Linked DNA regions of Homo sapiens: region 2 is linked to region 1. Evidence: read pairs that join two places in POLR2A ChIA-PET (ENCODE). Cell type or tissue: OCI-LY7. All regions are shown on one strand. Each heading gives the region's core, and the rest is flanking DNA. Links, peaks and the distances in the headings are about the cores only.

Region 1 (2,922 bases), core at 153-2,652:
AACTGAATATATCATTTTAAGTATACATGTACATGCCATTCAAATACAATGAGACAGATTAATGTTGGCCTTTTTTGGTATGTATTATAGAATTGCAATATTTTACAGGGGTTCTGAGAAACAAAGGCCATAACAAAGCAAGGTGCTTTCAAAGGTACATATATTGTGTCCCTTTTGTATAAAACAAATCACTCATAGGGCTCCTTTCCATTCTCACTGCCCTAAATAATTCACTTACTAGAATCAATTTGTGTCAACTAAAAATAATTAAGTATATAAAGTAATTCTAGTACCTCCCTGTGCTTGCTCCTCTCACGCTCCACACTGGTCCCAGATTATGGCCCTAAAGTTTGTGACTGATTTAGTTTCTGACATATAAAACCATTTAATGACTTGTCACACGCAGAATAAAATGAAACTTCCAAGCAGAATATAAAAGCCCCATCACAATCTATTCTCACATTGTTCCTTCCTCAACTCCCATTATAACATAATATACCTTAATAAAACAAGACAAACACATTCAAATTTTATAGTCTGGTGCATTTATTTAGCTTCATGCATATAATAAGTAGCAGGAACAACAGAAATTTCCATTCCTTAGCAAAGTCGGAATGCATTTTTAAAACAGTGATATCAACTTAAAAAGTATTTTCCCCAATTCCTTCAAAATTGTACCAATCCTTTCAAATTCAGTTCACAATATAACTAATTTTTTTGATGACCATCTAAGTGCCTAAAATTACAACCGTTTCTTAATGCTTAAGATAAATCTTTGTCAGTCACACATAGAAATACCTATGACCTGCTTAAGTAATTCTTTATGTATTTTATAACATGGTTGAACATAATTGTCCATCTCTTACATTCCCTTCTCCAAAGTCTATTTATTCTTTTTTATAGCAGAAACAGTCTACTTATACTGGACAAAAGTCTAAGTAATTGTTACGGTCACTAATCTCATAACCATCAAATTCATTTCTACTTTGAGGAACAGTTCAAGTTGACTTATTGCTGTGTCTAAGTAATTAAGAACTAAAGAAGTTGAGAATTTGATGAGTGTTCCAGTGTAATCCAAGCATTACAATAGAAACAACTCTGAGTATTTTTTAAAAATCAGAAATTTAATTCAGGAAATTGGTCTCAGAGGATGAGAGGCTTCTAATGTAAAAGAACTAGACACTGAAAACTACAAACTAAAACTAAAAGACATTAAATCTGATGTAAATAATTGGAGAAATATACCATGTTGATGATCAGAAGAGTTAAAATATCAGTCCTTCCAAAATTGATCTACCCCTTCAGTAAAATCACAGTCCAAGCAGGCTTTTCTATAGAAATAAGCAAACTGATTCTAATAACCATAGATAAATTGGAAAATCCTAGAAGGAACAAAGCAAATATGAAAAATAAGAGAGAAATAGGGGAGCCAATACTTTTTTATTTTCATTTTACATTTTAATACAGGGTGTTTTGGCATGATTGTAGTGAAATAAATCAAAGACCAACCAAATATAATAAATAGATACAGATTTGACAGACATTTATCCAGATGGAAAATAAGCATATGAACATATGTTCAACACAATTAGTCATGACAGAAAATGTATGTTTCCGGAGAAAACTATAGTACACCTATTTTAGATACCAGCCTTGTTCATTGTTTTTAAGTTTCTATTATTTGCCTACAATTCAGATTGAATCCTGAATTCTTCCCTGGCTAAAAGTCTCCTAACAAACGTTTCCAAATTTTTCCTTCCATATTATTTTTGACATGGGCTCACTGAAAATAAATGCCAAATTCCTGAGGCCCTACAATGTGAAGCTAGTCAACTTGGCTTCGAAGAAAAATCACTGCTACAGCTTATATTTGGACAAACTTTACACACAGACTACAATCTAGGAAAATCTGTTAGATGGCCATGGATGTTTTCAGCTGACTGCCCTGCAGACTCTAGAGGACTAGCTTGTAGATGGCTCCATAAATTGACCTTTGTTCTTCCTCTGTTTTCATAGAAATGCCTCTTATTAAATCTGTGTGCCTGCATAATATTTAGAAGCCTAGCTTTTAGGGACCTTCTGCAACATCATCTCCTGAAACAAGACCTACTATTTAAATTGAATTGGCCTATGCCCAGAAGTGAGAGACTGGTTTAATGAGGTCCTTTACTATTTAGTTATTAGATTAACTCAGTTATTATTTTTCCACAACCACCACCTTAGCCTCTAGTATGTGAAAACTTCTTGGGAAATGTTAGGGCTCAGGGACTGATGCCCCAAGATATGGCACTTTACCTGCTGATCTGAAGAAGGAGTCTCAAGTTCTCCCTGACCTTTCCCCATCCTCTCAATCCTATGTCTCTTACAAAGCACAGGATGAAGTTGTTCTCTGACTTTTCCTTATCTGCCTAAAGAAGAAAACATGTATCTCTGGCCCTTTCTCTGAGTTTTCATTAACTGAACTCGTATTGCAGAAAGAAAAACTGAAGCCAGTCAACACACCTGGACAGATTTGTCACAAACCATTATCTGCCCTGCGGGCCCAACAGACTTTGTCCCAGCACGTTGTGTGAACTACAAGCCCATTAAATTCCCCTAAAATTATTTATGTTTCCCCCAAAATTATCCACACTTCCCCATCTCCCATTCTCCTAAAAAGAAGGGCATATAAACATCTGTATCCCTTTGAGTGGTGGAGTAATCACTTGTGATTTTCCCCACCATGCATGTTAATAAATTTGTATGCCTTTTTATCCAATTAATATGCCTTTGTCAGTTGATTTTCAGTGAACCTTCAGAGGCCTATGAGGAATTTTCCGTTCACTCATGTATAACATAAAGGTCTATTTTGGCACCATTAGCAAGCCAGAGCAATGAGCAGACCAGGGGGAGAATGGAACAGACAGACATTCAAAGAAACAA
Region 2 (2,922 bases), core at 237-2,736, 66 kb after region 1:
TCCCCCATTGTGTTGACTCGGTGTTGCTTGAGTCATGTTGTTGTGTGGCCCCAACCAAGCCTTTCAAGTTCATAGCTGGTCACTTCATAGATGCTCTGAGTTTTCAGTATTTGGTGTGGGGACCTTAGTTGGCTGATTCTTGGGTACTCTTGGGCATTTGGTATTGCTGGCTGCCCCCTGGATGCTCTGGAATTTTTGGTATTGGTGTTTTGTCTAGGACTGTGAGTTGAAGTGCTACCCTAGTGGAATCTTGGTCTTGCCTTTTCTTGTTTTCTGCCCTAAAGTTATCATTTTTCATAATGGCATTTTATTTTCTTATTGTCACTGGATTTATACTTCCTTCTAAACTTTGCTTAATAAAAATACTCATTTTATCATATTTCATTCACTGGGAAATGCTTATAATCCACTTTTGTAATACCGTGCTACCTATACTTACACCTCCTCTTCAGGAAGTGGGAATCTAGAAGGAAAAAAAAAATAGCAAGAGTCCAGTTGCTTTTCCTCTTGCTAGACTTAAGAAAATTGTATTTTCCTGTATTAACTGGAGAGCAATGAAAGGATAAAGATGGCAAGTGAGAGGCACTGACCTTCACAGCAATGAGACAGCAGAGATAGCAGTGATCAGCAGTAAGACAGCGAGACGGTGGTGATCAGCAGAGAGGCAGGAAAATGTGCCCAGTAAAAATCCTGATGGATGTGGGGAAAATGAAAAGCATCCCAGAGGATTGTCTTCTGGGGCGTTTTTTAGGCTACTGGAACAAATTCAAATTCAGCTTAAAGAAAAAGAAACTCATTTTCTCCTGAAACATTGCTTACATCTATTACACATTAGAAAACCAAGAGATTTGTACTAAACATGTTCCTATACATTATAATGCTATTTTAAAGTAGAACTTACTCTGTATAAAGGAAGGAAAATGAAAGTCCCTATGTACAGGATTTTATGACCCTTTATTGGCTCATGTTACTTCCAGGCACCAGGAAGCCACACCTAAGGGATCACTTCCTAGCTGCTCCCCGTAGAAGGCCTATACCTTCCCCAGTCTCCTCAGTCCCACAGATCTGAAGACAGCCCTGCCAGTTTTCTAATGCAAGATTCCACCCCAGTGTCATCAGGCATCCTTCCCTCTTATACAACTAGCCTCAGCCTATACCTTCACTGACCAAGAAAGTAAGTCCAGCCAGTACCACCAGGATTGGGGCCCCATAGCCCCTAAAGTCAAACCTGTGTCTATTGCAGGAGATAGCTGATGGGAATGGGGGAACACTTAGAGTACTTGTGCCATTTTCTAGACCTGATTTGCTTTGTAAAAGGAAATATTTAGCCAGCTTTCAGCGGATCCAGAAAAGTTTATAGAGGAGTTTTTGTTAAATTGACAATGTTCTTGATTTAACTTGTCATGACTTACAATTATTGCTTCTTCTTGCTGTGCTGCTGGAAAAAAAGCAGAAGAGAAAGTGTGTGGTTAAGCCAGTCAATTATGCCAAGGCTACAAAAATAACTCAGGGAAAAGACAAAAATCCCACTCTGTTTCAAGGTCATTTGGTTGAGGAACTTAGGAAATATGCTAATGCAGATGCAGACACTCCAGGAGAGTATATATTTTATTACTCAATCTTCCCCTGACATTAGGAAGAAGCTACAAAAAGCGGCCATGGGACCTCAAACCCCTATGAGGCAACACTTAAACGTGGCCTTTAAAATTTACAACAATAGAAACAGGGCAAAGAGGTTAAAAAAAAAGGCTCAAAAGTACAAATGTTAACAATTACTTTAAGCCCCTTGCGACCTGAGGGTTACCCATCCCAAGAAAGTATCATGAAATCAACATCTGGGATGCCCAGACAAGAGCCTATGACTTGCTCAACCCTGGACAAAACCAGTCAGCTTACTGTAAGCAAGAGGGCCATTGGCAATGAGAATTTCCTAACCATCCCCAGTGAGAGGGAAAAAAAAAAGCTCTCTGTCAATACTAGAGCTAACCTTCCTTCTTCCACTGGCCCCAGTGAGCTATCTTAAGTAAGTTTGCTGAGGATCTCAAGCCCTTGACCTATCAGACAGCTTTCCTCAGTGGCAGACAGGCAGCTGCCTGAACATTTTTCTTTGGTGTCTCCACTGCTAGGTGAGCTTTCTGGCAGCTCTGTGACTCTTGAGTTCTTCTCTTGAACAACTCCATTCGCCCCTCCCTTCCTTATTTGATGGTGTGGAATCCACTCCCCTGCCTCTCCCTGTCTTCCATACCTCTTGGGACAAACAAAATTTGGCCATGTAGACAGGTCCCAATTTTGTAAATAACTTGAATCCAGTGTCTTGTATAAGTCACTTTGTGTGTTGTCTGTTGTGTCTAGCAAGCTATCAGATTGGCTTATAAATAAAAGAGTTCTCATAAATTAAACAAATAACACTAGTCTAAAATTGTTAGTTTAAAAAATGTTGTGTTTTTAAATTTTAACTTTAATATTTTCACCTTGGTAAATGACTGGTGCTTATAGGCTTTAGAATGGCTAAAGTGGCTTTAAAATGCAAGCTTTTTATAGTAAATAATCTTAAAATTGTGGTACGGGTTCTCATCTATAGAATGCCAATGTCTGGTGGGCAGTTAAGAATTTCTTACTCCTACCTTTATATAAAATGTGCCAAAGAAGATGTATGCTTTATTGGGAAATAATTGTTTTTGTCTAACTTGGAAGTTATTAAAAGACAGATTCAAAATATAAAGAAATTAGTGAGTAGAAAAGAGAGATGTGAAGAAAGTTATAGACAGAAGTTTTTTTTTGCAAAAAATTATATAAAGAGTAATTTTGCATGAAAAAGGGTCTTGTATAGTAAATTCTTGTCCTAGAATAAAATAACTGTTTTTTAAAAGATATAACACAAGGCAGAAAGTCCAAGCATTGTATAGATGGTTTGTATACGTT

What was found. ChIA-PET counts read pairs that join two places held together with the same protein. Peaks named below come from ENCODE experiments on the same cell type or tissue, not always from the same donor. Only the 100,000 strongest peaks of a DNase experiment are listed, where the experiment ranks them.
Region 2: POLR2A ChIA-PET joins it to region 1 with 5 read pairs; 3 of 35 experiments call an interaction of 5 or more read pairs at or near these places.

What each region holds. Positions count from the first base shown.
Region 1 is chr14:42,387,469-42,390,390 of GRCh38, reverse strand. No RefSeq gene overlaps it. Among named protein-coding and RNA genes, the nearest start is that of LRFN5, 780 kb to the right of the region's middle. In OCI-LY7, for the core only: no CTCF peak of the experiment used is centred there; no DNase peak of the experiment used is centred there.
Region 2 is chr14:42,321,708-42,324,629 of GRCh38, reverse strand. No RefSeq gene overlaps it. Among named protein-coding and RNA genes, the nearest start is that of LRFN5, 720 kb to the right of the region's middle. In OCI-LY7, for the core only: no CTCF peak of the experiment used is centred there; a DNase peak (open chromatin) is centred at 1,499; H3K4me3 peaks cover 914 bases; H3K27ac peaks cover 1,017 bases.